Regions from separate parts of the Homo sapiens genome. Here region 2 is linked to region 1. A link is an interaction called in ENCODE POLR2A ChIA-PET data of the cell type or tissue named here. Cell type or tissue: endothelial cell of umbilical vein. All regions are shown on one strand. Each heading gives the region's core, and the rest is flanking DNA. Links, peaks and the distances in the headings are about the cores only.

Region 1 (10,466 bases), core at 3,665-6,164:
TGATGCCCCGCCCACGGCCCCGTCCCCACCGCATTTGCGGGCCACGCCCACACCGGGGTGCCCACACCTGTCACCTCCCACGCTACGCTAGCCCCGCCCCTGCCCCGTTACTTGACCTACAACCCTGTGCTTGGCCGCGCCCACAGCAGCTGACCCCGAGCTGGGCCACGCCCACGCCTGTTCTTCCCATTTTTCCACCCACCGAAAAATGACCGCATAGTTTTACATCCAGCTCCCGCCCCTCAGACACCGCCCTGCAAGGCCATGCTCCCACCCTGAGATACCCGCGCCTGTGCCCTCTGCCGGCTGAACTGCTGCCCGCACGGCCCTGCCCCTAATGTCCCACCCAGAAGCTCTTTAACCAGGCTCTCCTCTAGACCCACGACGTGGCCCTTTCCCCAGCCCCCCACACCCCCAGCCCACCCCTCTTACTTCCAAGATGCCCTCCAGACATGAGCCTGCCCTGGTGCCTCACCATGGGTGACACCGCCTCCCGCATGCCCCTCACCTGTGCTCCTGCCCCTAAGCAGTCCCAGTGACCTGCCCTGACGCCAGCTGGATAAGAGCCCCTCCTACAGGGTCACGCCCAGCTTCTCCCTCTTGTCCACCTCCCAGGTTGTACCTCTATCCCTGAAGTACTCCGGCCCACCCTGGCTGACATCTGACCTCCCACTAGACCATGCTTCTCCTCCTGAGTATCCCCTAAAGGGGCCAATCGCCCCAAAACCTTCTGACCAAGAGCCCTGTGCTGACACGACATGGAACTGGCTTCAATCTTGTCCCATAAGAGCTCCCAGGCCCCCTAGATAATACCAGCTAACCAGCTCTGATTTACCCTTACCCCTGTGCATTTTTATTTATTTTTATTTATTTTTATTTTTTGAGTGGGCATCTCCCTCTGTCACCCAGGCTGGAGTGCAGTGGCACAATCGCGGCTCACTGCAACCTCTGTCTCCCGGGTTCAAACGATTCTTCTGCCTCAGCCTCCCTAGTAGCTGGGATTACAGGCATGCACCACCACACCGGGCTGATTTTTTGTGTTTTTAGTACAGATGGGGGTGGCGGGGGGGGGGGTCTCACCATGTTGGCCACGCTGGTCTCGAACTCCTAACCTCAGGTGATCCACTGCCTTGGCCTCCCAAAGTGTTGGAATTACAAGCGTCAGCCACCGCGCCTGGCCCATAGTTTTTTGTTTTTTTAAAGACAGGGTCTCGCTATGTCGGTCACCCAGGCTGGAGTGCAGTGGCACAATCATAGCTCATTGCAGCCTTAAACTCCTGAGCTCAAGCGATCTTCCTGCCCCAGCCTCCCAGGTAGCTGGGACTACTTTCTTCTGCACTTCTGTCTCCTAAGAACATCCAACAACATTGCCCTGCCCCAGTGCTCTGTGAGGCTGACACTCGACCCAAGGATCTACCCCGGATGACCCCAACTCTACCCTTGCTAACCACCACCATCCATCTACCCCCGTGAACAGACTTTTTTTTTTTTTTTTTTTTTGAGGCAGAGTCTTGCTCTGTCGCCCAGGCTGGAGTGCCGTGGTACAATCATGGCTCACTGCAACCTGTGCCTCCTGGGTTCAAGCGATTCTCGTACCCCTCACCCTCTGGAGTAGCTGGGATTACAAGCGCCTGCCACCACACCCGGCTAATTTCTGTATTTTTTATTTTTTTGAGTCTCACTCTGTAGCCCAGGCTGGACTGCAGTAGCGCCATCTTGGGTCATTGCAGCCTCCACCTCCTGGGTTCAAGCGATTCTCCTGTCTCAGCCTCCCGCGTAGCTGGGATTACAGGCGCCCACCACAACACACAGCTAATATTTTTTGTATATACTATATTATATACAATATATAATATATGAAATATATAATATATATACTTTTATATATAATATAATATATACTATATATAATTTTATTTATACTATATAATATATACTATATATAATTTTATATATAATATAAATATATATTATATATGTATATAAATATATATATATTTATATATAATATATAAAAATATATTTATATGATATATATTTATTATATATTATATAATATAATATAAATACATATTTTATATATAATTATATAATATAAATACATATTTTATATATAATTATATAATATATATTTCTTTTAGACGGAGTCTTGCTCTGTTGCCCAGGCTGGAGTGCAGTGGTGCGATCTCGGCTCACTGCAAGCTCTGCCTCCCGGGTTCACGCCATTCTCCTGCCTCAGCCTCCCGAGTAGCTGGGACTACAGGCGCCCGCCACCACGCCTGGCTAGGTTTTGTATTTTTAGTAGAGACGGGGTTTCACCGTGTTAGCCAGGATGGTCTCGATCTCCTGACCTCGTGATCTGCCCGCCTTGGCCTCCCAAAGTGCTGGGATTACAGGTGTGAGCCACCACACCCAGCCATATTTTATATTTTTAATAGAGATGGAGTTTCACCATGTTGGCCAGGCTGGTCTCGAACTCCTGGCCTCAAGTTATCTGCCCACCTTGGCCTCCCAAAGTGTTGAGCTTACAGGCGTGAGCCACCATGCTCGGCCAGAGCAGACTTTTTTTTTTTTTTTGAGGTGGAGTTTCGCTTTTGTTGCCCAGGCTGGAGTGCAATGGCTCGATCTTGGCTCACTGCACCCTCCGCCTCCCGGACTCAAGCGATTCTTCTGCCTCAGCATCCCGAGTAGCTGGGATCACAGGCGTGCGCCACCACACCCGGCTAATTTTTTTTTTTTTTTTTGTATTTTTAGTAGAGACGGGGTTTCACCATGTTGGCCAGGCTGGTCTTGAACTCCTGACCTCAGGTGATCTGTCTGCCTCGGCGTCCCAGAGTGCTGGGATGACAGGTGTGAGCCACCACACTCGGCCAGAGCAGACTTTTTTATGCTGTCCACATCATCAGCATCCTCTAGACCCTATCCTGATACCCGCAGCCTAGGCCCACTCCCAACTCCAAGAACCTCCATCCAATGTGACCCCACCTCCACCCCACGTGACACCCACCCCCAAGCCTGGGATCCATCTACACTCCACTCCTGTCCCCAGAGCCGACTCCTCCAGATGGGCTGCCCCAACGGTCCTGACAAGGCTCAATGTAGACTCCAGTAGTCCCCACCCCCATGCAACCTCAGTCCTGTCCCCAGGTCCCTCAGCCCCCCGCTCATAAGCGTCATCACTGCCACCCTCATTCCTTCACCAGACAGAGTCTCCAGCCCCAGCAATGGCCCTGCCCACCATGCACTTCCTGCCCAGACTTTCCCTCCCCTCTGCAAGTCTTCATCATGAAGTTACCCCACTCTACTCATTGCCTCCCCTTGGATCTGCCAGCCCCCAAAGGTGACCTCCATCCTCGTGTCCCCTCCCTGATGTCATTCCTGCACTACTAAGGGGTCTCCCTTTCCAGCACCCCCACCTAGAATGTGGCCCCTCCCATTCCCGGGCCCAGATTCCAGATACCTCCTGCCTAGCTGGCTTTGGGGTTCACCTGGCGGATGCCCCCTCCCTTGCCCCCATGCTCTTCAAAGCATCCCAAACTCACAACTGGAAGCTCTCATTGTACTTGGGAGCCCAGCTATTGTTCTTGGATTTGGTCGCAAACTTGCGTTTCTTGTCGCTGAGCTGGGGCCCAATGATGTTGACCTCGATGAACGGCCGGAAGATGCCAGAAGTCTGCCACTTGAGGTCATTGGCAGCCACCACTGTTGGAGGAAGTAGAGGGTAAGACAGGTCAGGTTCTCCCAGTTGGAAAAAGTAGATGTTTGTGGCTCTCAAAACCTGCCCAAGGCTGGGCGCAGTGGCTCACGCTTGTAATCCCACCACTTCGGGAGGCCAAGGCGGGTGGATCACTTGAGTCCAGGAGTTTGAGACCAGCCTGGGCAACATGGTGAAACCCTGTCTCTACGAAAAATACAAAAATCAGCTGGGCGTGGTGGCACGCGCCTGTAGTCCCACATACTTGTGGGGCTAAAGCAGGAGGATTGCTTGAGCCTGGGTGGCGGCAGTTGCAGTGAGCTGAGATTGTGCCACTGCACTCCAGCCTGTGTGACAAAGCAAGATCCTGTCTAAAAAAAATAAAAAATAAAAACACCCCACCCCTCGCCCGCCGCCAAAAACCCTGTCTGAAATAAAGACTACATTTCCCAGCATTGCCATGAAGCTAAGTGTGGTCATATGACTATGTTTTGGCCAATGAGGTGAGAGAAAAAAATCACGTGTACTACTTCTCCACTGTGGCTTAAAAGGCAGGGAGTGAACCCCAAACTTTCTCCTTCCTCTAGCCGCAGTCTGCAATGCTTGTGGGGGCTGAGCTCTTTGTGACCCTATAGTGGAGGAAAAACACATTTGGGTCCAGGTATGGTGGCTCACGTCTGGAATCCCAGCACTTTGGGAGGCCCAGGTGGGAGGACTGCTTGAGGCCAGGAGTTTGAGACCAGCCTGGATACCATAGTGAGACACCATCTCTACAAAAATATAATTTAAAAAGTAGCCAGGTGTGATGCTGCATGCCTGCAATCCCAGCGACTCCGGAAGCTGAGGCAGGAGGATCGCTAGAGCCCAGGAGTTTGAGGCTGCAGTGTGCTGTGATTGCACCACAGCGCTCCAACCTGGGCAACAGAGTGAGACTCTGGCCTCTAAAACAAACAAACAACAACAACAACACATTAGGGATGAAAATGCAACAAAAGATGGCAGCAGCACAGATCACCAACACTGCGAAGCCTCCATATCAGCTCGAGGCTGGTTGCTACTTAAACTGTTATCCCAGAGAAAAACCAATTCTATCATTTTTGTTTGTTTGTTTACATGGAGTCTCACTCTGTCACCCAGGCTGGAGTGCAGTGGCGCAATCTCAGCTCACTGCAAACTCCACCTCCCGGGTTCAAGCGATCCTCCCACCTCAGCCTCCTGAGTAGCTGGGATTACAAGCACACGCCACCACACCCAGCTACTTTTTGAATTTTTAGTAGAAACAGGGTTTCACCATGTTGGCCAGGCTGGTCTGAACTCCTGGCCTGATCCGCCAGCTTTGGCCTCCCAAAGTGCTGGGATTACAGGCATGAGCCACCGTGCCTGGCCTAATTCTGTCTTATTTAAGCCATGTCAAAAACAGCCCAATCTGTGTTCTAGTCAACAAAAGCCAAGAAAAGGAAAGCAGGGCTGAGAGATGGAGAAAGTGGGATTCAGTCTTACAAAACTGTTTACACTGCTGGATCCAGCCATGCCTGAAGGTGGCCACCTTTGGACGTTTCCGTTTCATGGACCATTAAACAACAACAACAAAAAAAGGGTGTTGCTTAAGCCAGTTTGAGTTTGGTTTCTGTTTTAGAACCTAGCAAGTCCCTCCCACCTCAGACCACTCACCTTTCACTGTGACCTTGTGTTCCCCAGTTCCTGGATGAGTGAACAGCTCAACATGGACAGAGACTTCACCCACAGGGTCTTCTACACCCAAGCCTGGGCAGGGCAGGGGAGGATGGTCAGCGTGAGCTCTGTTCTTTCCCACCCACCAGGAGGGACCTTGACGGCCTCCCACCCACCTGTGCTGGCGGCACCAGGTCATCAGCCCTGATAGGGAGGCACTGATGGGGGGCCAGGATGGGAGGTGCTCTTGGGAAGCCAAGAATCCTGGGTTCTGGCCTTTTACTGCCTTGCTGTGTGATCTTGGGTAGATTGCTTAACCTCTCTGAGCCTAATGCAATTCTTTTCTTTTTTCTTATTCCATTGATTGCCATGTTGTCAAAATTCAGTCTTCATGTTACATTACATCTTGGCAGCATCTGGCACCCTGGCCTCCTGTGGCTGTTTGTCCTCTTGGCTGCAACAATGTCACCAACTCGATTCTCATCCTACATAGTTGTCACTCCCTCCAACCCCCTTTTGTCATTTTCTCCTCCGTGGGTCCTCAAACTGACCCTGCACCTCAATATTTGACACTCTTCTTTGTCTTCACTTCCTCCCTAGGTGCCCATAAACTGGAAAATCCTGCCAGCTCTACCTTCAAAATACATCCAGAAGCAGAGCCATGTCTTTTCCCTGTATCCTACACCTGCCCCCAGCATCCCATGCCTGGACTATTGCAGTAGCCTCCTTGCTGGTCTTCCTTCCACTCTTTCATCTACTCTCAGTATACCAGCCAGAAAAATCCTATTAAGTCAGATCATGTCGGCAGGGCGCGGTGGCTCACAGCTGTAATCCCAGCATTTTGGGAGGGTGAGGCAAACTCACTTGAGCTCAGGAGTTTGAGACTAGCCTGGGCAACATGGCAAAACCCCATCTCTACAATAAATACAAAAATTAGTGGCCATGGTGGGGCGTGCTTGTAGCCCCAGCTACTCTGGTGGCTGAGGTGGGAGGAACACTTGAGCTCAGAAGGGTCCAGGCTGCAGTGAGACGAGATCGCACCACTGCACTTCAACCTGGGTGACAGAGCAAGACCCTGTCTCAGAAAATTAAAAAATAAATAAATAACATTTAAAAGTCAGATCATGTCCCTCCTCTGCTCAAAACTCTTCCATGGGTCGGGCAGTGGTGGCTCATGCCTGTAACCCCAGTACTTTGGGAGGCTCATGCTTGTAATCCTAGCATTTTGGGAGGCTGAGGTGGGCAGATAACTTGAGGTCAAGAGTTCAAGCCCATCCTGGCCAACATGGCGAAACCCTGTCTCTACTAAAAATACAAAAATTAGCCGGGTGTGGTAGTGCACGCCTGTAATCCCAGCTACTTGGGAAGCTGAGACAGGAGAATCACTTGAACCTGGGAGGCAGAGGTTGCAGTGAGCTGAGATTGCACCACTGCACTCCAGCCTGGGTGACAGAGAGAGACCCTGTCTCAAAAAAAAAAGAGAGAGAAAAGAAAATTAGCCAGGTGTGGTGATGCATGCACCTGTAGTCCCAGCTATCTAGGAGGCTGAGGCAGGAGGATCGCTTAATCCCAGCTGGTTGAGGCTGCAGTGAGCTATGATCCCGCCACTGCACTTCAGTCTGGGTGACAGAGCAAGACTGTCTCAAAAAACAAAACAAAGCAAAACCAAACTCTTCCATGGCTCCCACCTCACTCTGAGATAATCAAAGTGGTTTTTGTGACCTGCAACACCCCTTCCAATAGTGGCCCTTTCCAATAGGTTACTATTACCTCTCCCCACTCACCCCATTCTTGCCCTTGTTAACTCTGACCCAGCCCCACAGGTCACCTCATTGCATCACCTGGCCCAGAATCCTCATCCCTCCTGATGTGACAGCTCATAGCGGCATCTTTTATTTTCCTTACCCCTATTTCCCTTCTAGTGCAGAATCTTAAGTTTCTTTTTTTTTTTTTTTTTTTTTTCTTTTTTTTGAGATGGAGTCTTGCTTTGTCGCCCAGGCTGGAGTGCAATGGCGAAATCTCGGCTCACTGCAACCTCGGCCTCCCAGGTTCAAGCGATTCTCCTGCCTCAGCCTCCTGAGTAGCTGGGACTACAGGTGCACACCACCACACCCAGCTAATTTTTGTAGTTTTGAGACGGGGTTTCACCATGTTGGCCAGGATGGTCTCGATCTCTTGACCTGGTGATCTGCCCGCCTCGGCCTCCCAAAGTGCTGGGATTACAGGCATGAGCCACCGCACCTGGCCTTCTTTTTTGTTTTTGAGATAGAGTCTTGCTGTGTCACCAGGCTGGAGTGTAATGGCACCATCTCGGCTCACTGCAACCTCCGCCTCCCAGGTTAAAGCGATTCTCCTGCCTCAGCCTCCTGAGTAGCTGGGATTACAGGCATCCACCAACACGCCTGGCTAATTTTTGTTATTTTTAGTAGAGATGGGGTTTCACCATGTTGGCCAGGCTGGTCTCAAACTCCTGACTTCAAGTGATCCGCCCAACTTGGCCTCCCAAAGTGCTGGGATTACAGGCATGCACCACCGCGCCAGGCCTCAACCCCTAATTTTTCCATTATGGAGTCAAAAAGTTCCCTTGTCTGCTTGAATCATGGTGTGGTGGGCTTCTGTTTGGGGCCACCAGCCGTGTCCTCCATGGTGCCAATGGGGATCACTGATGGGGCAGCTTAAAAGAATCTCTCCCGGTCCCGCCTTCTGTGACTCAAAAGGGCATCCTGTGGGGCCTGTGGACCTGTGACCGCCAGCACCTCCACCAACCCCTCCCCACCCCCCACCAGGCAACTCCCCACTCCTGGACCACCCCATGCACGGGGAGAAGAAGGGGAAAGTCAGAGGTGAGGGTGGGAGGTTGGGTCAGTCAAACGCTGATTGGGTTACCTCACGCTGGACAGGAAGTGACTGAGGGTTGGGGAGCACAGGGGCCTGGAGACCCCCATCACCCCAGTACTGGGGTATGTGGCCCCGGTCTTTGCTGCACGCCCCAGGCCGTCTTCCTTGTTGCCTCAGGCTCCCATTCCACCCCCACCCCCCGCCACCAGTCACATGCTCAGCCGCCCCGCCCTCCCCCAGGCCGATGCTTCATAGCAAGCTCAATCCGGGCCAGACTGGGGTGCCGGGGGTGCCAGGGGGAATTGGACAGTGGTGGGTCAGGTGAGGGGTCAGACCAAGGCCAAAGCTAGTAAGAAGGGGGGAGGGAGGCAGTGCTGGGTGCCCCCATCCCGTGCTTTGCTGGCTTCGCGGGGAAGGGTCTTTCCTGGGCCTCTCAGTGCTTCTTCCAACCCCACTCCCCACTCCCCAAGTCCCGGGACCCCTGCAGGGGAAGGTTCCTCGGACAAGTGGTTGAATCTCCTTTGGCTCTCAGTATCTCATCTGTGGAATGATGTACCCCTCGTGGGGCAGTTAAAGAAATCTGTTTCAGTTTCCCCAAGAAGGCTAGGCATGGAGGCTCATGCCTGTAATCCCAGCACTTTGGGAGGCCAAGGTGGGAGGATCATTTGAGGCCAGGAGTTCGAGACCAGCCTGGGCAACATAGCCCAGGAGGTGGCGGCTGCAGTGACCTGAGATTTCGCCATTGCACTCCAGCCTGGGTGACAGCGTCTGCCTCAAATTAAAAACAAAATGGCCAGGCGCTGGGATTACACCTGTCATCCTAGCACTTTGGAAGGCCGAGGCCAAGATGGGTGGACCACTTGAGGCCAAGAGTTCAAGACCAGCCTGGCCAACATGGCAAAACCCCGTCTCTACTAAAAATACAAAAATTAGCCAGGCGTGGTGGTGCGGGCCTGTAATCCCAGCTACTCAGGAGGCTGAGGCACAAGAATCGCTTGAAACCAGGAGGCGGACGGAGGTTGCAGTGAGCTGAGATTTCCCCACTGCATTCCAGCCTGGGTGACAGAGTGAGACTCTGTCTCAAACAACAACAACAAAACCAAACACAGATTCTTCAAGAAATGCCTGGCACAAGGTCCTGCTCAGCCTTAGAGCCTGATAAGTATTCACTGAGATCAGCCTGGGCAACAAAGTGAGGCCACCTCTCTACAAAAAAAATTAAAAATTAGCTAGCCATGTGACGTGTGCCTGTAGTCCCAGCTCCTCGGGAGGCTGGGGCAGGAGGATCACTTGAGCACAGGAGGGAGGCTGCAGTGAGCAGTGATTGCACCACTGCATTCCAGCCTAGGTGACAGAAGGAGACCTTGTCTCTAAATAATAATATCAATAACAATAATCCTATGAAGTAGGGTCCTTGACTGTCCCCATTTTACAGATGAGAAAACTGAGGCTCAGGGAGACAGATTCTTGCCCAAGGTGCCTACCCGTGGAGTGGCTGGGCTGGAATCAGAGCCCAGCTCTTAACCTGACAGGTGCCTGTCCCGGGGTCCCAGGATCTGGCTTAAAAAATATGTCATATCAGGAGAAATGGATTCTGGGATTCCCACTGGAATCGCTTCTTCCCCATGTAGAACCAGCAAATCGTCCTTCCCCCTCACCCGCCTGGGCCCTCCAAGCCGCTCAGGCCTGGGCGGCGGCCCTGCAGGCCCTTGAGGCAGAAGGACGATCCTTTTACTAGCCGGGGCCAGGAGGGGCGCAGGCACCGGGCACCAGGCGCGGGCGGCGGGCGGGAGGCGGAGGCACGTACCCTTCTCAGGATAAATGTCTTCACTAAGGGTAAACCTAGTACCTTTTCCACCATGGACTAATTGGGGGTGGGGGTGGAAGGGGGAGAGAGGTGGGAAGCATGGGGAGCGGGGAGAGACGAGCCAGTGAGAGGTGAGGATGGAGGAGTGTGTGTGGAGGGGGCAGGGGAGGCGCGGAGAGGGGACGGCGAGTGAGAGGGAGGAAAAACAAGAGAGAGAGAAACGTCAGCTGCAGACAGACGGAGAGACAGACAGCCTCCTGCTCCAGGGACACCAGGGACACTAAAAGCAGCCAGGACTGGAAGGGAAGCTGAGCTCAGAGACCCAGCGCCCACGGAGGGCCCTTGGGCTGGCTGGATCGGGGGAGAAGGGGGCCGTTGGAGGCCACAGGGCTTTGCTCCCCTCGCCCCAGGCTGGGTGTCGATGGCGATTCTCCCTCCCCCTCCTGAGTTCAAGCC
Region 2 (2,500 bases), core at 1-2,500, 220 kb after region 1:
TAATCTTCCCTCACCCTATAAGGCATTACTATTCTCATTTTGGAAAAGGGTAAACTGAGGCTCTGAAAGTGCTCTGACTTGCCACACAGTGAGAGAGTAGCCAAGTGGGGGCCAGGATCCTCATCGGCCTCACACTCTAGCCTTTCTTCTCAGTACAGAGACTCAGGCGCCAGCTGGCTTGCCCGAGACCCCGGCCCAATCTACAGACTGGGAAACTGAGGCTAGCCCTGCGGCGCTCACCTCAGCAGGGCAGGCAGGAGGCGCCGGCAGCCTCTGGCCCTCCTCCAGCAGTTCCAAGAGGCGGCAGAGGGCGGGGACATCCCGCTCACATCCCATCATCCGCAGGAACTCCTGGAGCCAAGGAGGAGCGCATGTGGTGGGGGAGGAGCCTCCGTGGGTGGAGGGGGAGGGGCCACCCGTGGTGGGGGTAGGGGCCATCTGTGATGGAGCGGGGAGGGGCTGCCTGAACCGTGAAGGGGTCAGAAAGGTGAGGAAGCGTCCTCCCCACTGGGGCCTATGATGCTGGGACCAGGTGACCCCATGCTAAAGAGGGACGCAGGCGCAGACAGGTTGGAGATTGGCCACGAGGGGCGTGGAGGGAGAAGAAGGCTGGGGGCTCTGGGAAGCCGACTCACGGCCGAGGGGCTGCAGCTTTTGTCGCAGTAGGTGAAGAGCTCGTACAGGACGACCCCGAAGCTCCAGACGTCTGACTGGCGAGAGAAGATGTTGTCCGAGAGGGATTCGGGGGCATACCTGGAGAGGGGACAAGGTCTTGAGATGCGAGGGTGTAGAAAGGACAGGAAGAGGGGGGCAGCCTTGGAATGGGGAACTGGTCAGGGTAGGTGGGGACTGTGAGCAGGTCAGTCCCGTCTCCAGGGTCTCGGTTTCCCTGGCTGTGGGATAGGTGGATTCTCCAGCCCTGGGAGGTGCCTGGGAAGAGCTAAGGCTGTGGGGAGGAGGCGGGGGCAGCACGGAGGGGCGGAGATGGGGGCGGGGCCAGAGCCGTGGGAGGGGGAGGGGCCAGAACTGGGCGGGGGGAAGGGCGGAACTAAGAGGGGGCCAGCCCTGAGGGGCGGAGCCAGCGTGTTGGAGGGGTGGGGTTCTGAAGCTTGGGCGGGGCGAGAGCTGAGAGAAGGGCGGGGCTAAGGCTGGGGGCCGCTGACAGCAGGGCAGCGGGAGACAGAGGAGCCAGTGCTGTTGAGGGGGCGGGGCTCTGGGGAGTGGGAGGGGCCAAAGCTGCAGCGGAGGAAGGGCGGGGCTAAGGCTGGGGAGCAAAGCAGCGGGAGGGGGCGGGGGCATGGCTGGGGGCGGAGCCAGAGCCGTGGGGAATAGGGGCGGAGCCTAGGCGCGGGTTCCCCACCAGAAAATGGGGCTCTGGCCTGGCTCGCGGACCACGTAGTAGTCTTTGTCAAGCGGCAGCAGCTTAGCTAGGCCGAAGTCAGCGATCTTGACGTGTGCCTCGCTCTCCACGAGGATGTTTCGGGCGGCCAGGTCGCGGTGCACGCAGCGGCGGGAGCCCAGGTACTCCATGCCCTGCGGGCGGGCGGTGTGAGCGTGCAGAGAGGATCCCAGGATAATCCGGCAGGTACCCCAAGCGTGACCTGGCACCCCAACCCAGACCCCAACTATAACCCTACCCCCGAGCCATCCTCCACTGAAGTTCTGATCCTGAGCCCTAAGCCAACCCCACCACTCCCGAGACCTGGACCCCAAACCACTCCTCAGCCTTCACCGCGACCTCCAAGCAGACCCCTGCCCAGGCCGTGCCAGCTGAATCCCCACAAGTCCCGGGGCGCCCCCTCGCACCTTGCAGATCTGCGAGGAATAGAGAAGGAGGCGGCTGGCATCGAGGCGCGCGCGGTGCCGCTGCAGGAAGTCGCGCAAGCAGCCGCTGGGCAGGTACTCCATGACCAGCCGCAGGCTCTGGCGGCCTGGAGAAGGCAGGATCTGTCACAGCAGGGCCCAGCCCTGCTCGTCCCCCCATTCTTCCCCCCTTTCACAGTGGGACCTTGTGTCCCTCTCGACCTCAGTTTTGCTGACTGTAATATGGGAACCGCAACAATGACACATTGCTAATATCTCTTGAGTACTTTCTACAACATACATTGATGTGTTTATATATCACGGCCAGGTGCAGTGGCTCACGCCTGTAATCCCAGCACTTTGGAAGCCTCACTTGAGGTCAGGAGTTCAAGACCAGCCTGGCCAACATGGTGAAAACCCATCTCCACTAAAAACACAAAAATTAGCCGGGTGTGGTGGCACGCTCCTGTAATCCCAGCTACTCTGGAGGCTGAGGCAGGAGAATCACTTGAACTTGGAAGGCAGAGGTTGCAGTGAGCCGAGATTGAGCCACTGCCTCCAGCCTGGGTGACAGAGCGAGACTCTGTCTCAAAAAAACAAACAAACAACAACAACAACAAAGTAAATATCACAATGGCCCATTTTTCAGCTGGAGAAACTGAGGCTCAGAAAAGTTAAGGTTTCACAACTGGTAAGG

What was found. ChIA-PET counts read pairs that join two places held together with the same protein. Peaks named below come from ENCODE experiments on the same cell type or tissue, not always from the same donor. Only the 100,000 strongest peaks of a DNase experiment are listed, where the experiment ranks them.
Region 2: POLR2A ChIA-PET joins it to region 1 with 8 read pairs; 4 of 35 experiments call an interaction of 5 or more read pairs at or near these places.

The regions. Positions count from the first base shown.
Region 1 is chr19:17,606,398-17,616,863 of GRCh38, forward strand. UNC13A (unc-13 homolog A) reads right to left here. Exons shown (of 44, transcript NM_001080421.3): 42 at 5,366-5,458; 43 at 3,543-3,702. Among named protein-coding and RNA genes, the nearest start is that of COLGALT1, 56 kb to the left of the region's middle. RefSeq lists an enhancer at 1-329 and a silencer at 44-263. In endothelial cell of umbilical vein, for the core only: no CTCF peak of the experiment used is centred there; no DNase peak of the experiment used is centred there.
Region 2 is chr19:17,829,868-17,832,367 of GRCh38, forward strand. It overlaps JAK3 (Janus kinase 3), which reads right to left. Exons shown (of 24, transcript NM_000215.4): 20 at 1,807-1,931; 21 at 1,361-1,533; 22 at 636-753; 23 at 241-351. Among named protein-coding and RNA genes, the nearest start is that of INSL3, 9.6 kb to the left of the region's middle. RefSeq lists a silencer at 1,166-1,215 and enhancers at 1,187-1,771, 1,772-2,355. In endothelial cell of umbilical vein, for the core only: no CTCF peak of the experiment used is centred there; a DNase peak (open chromatin) is centred at 1,144.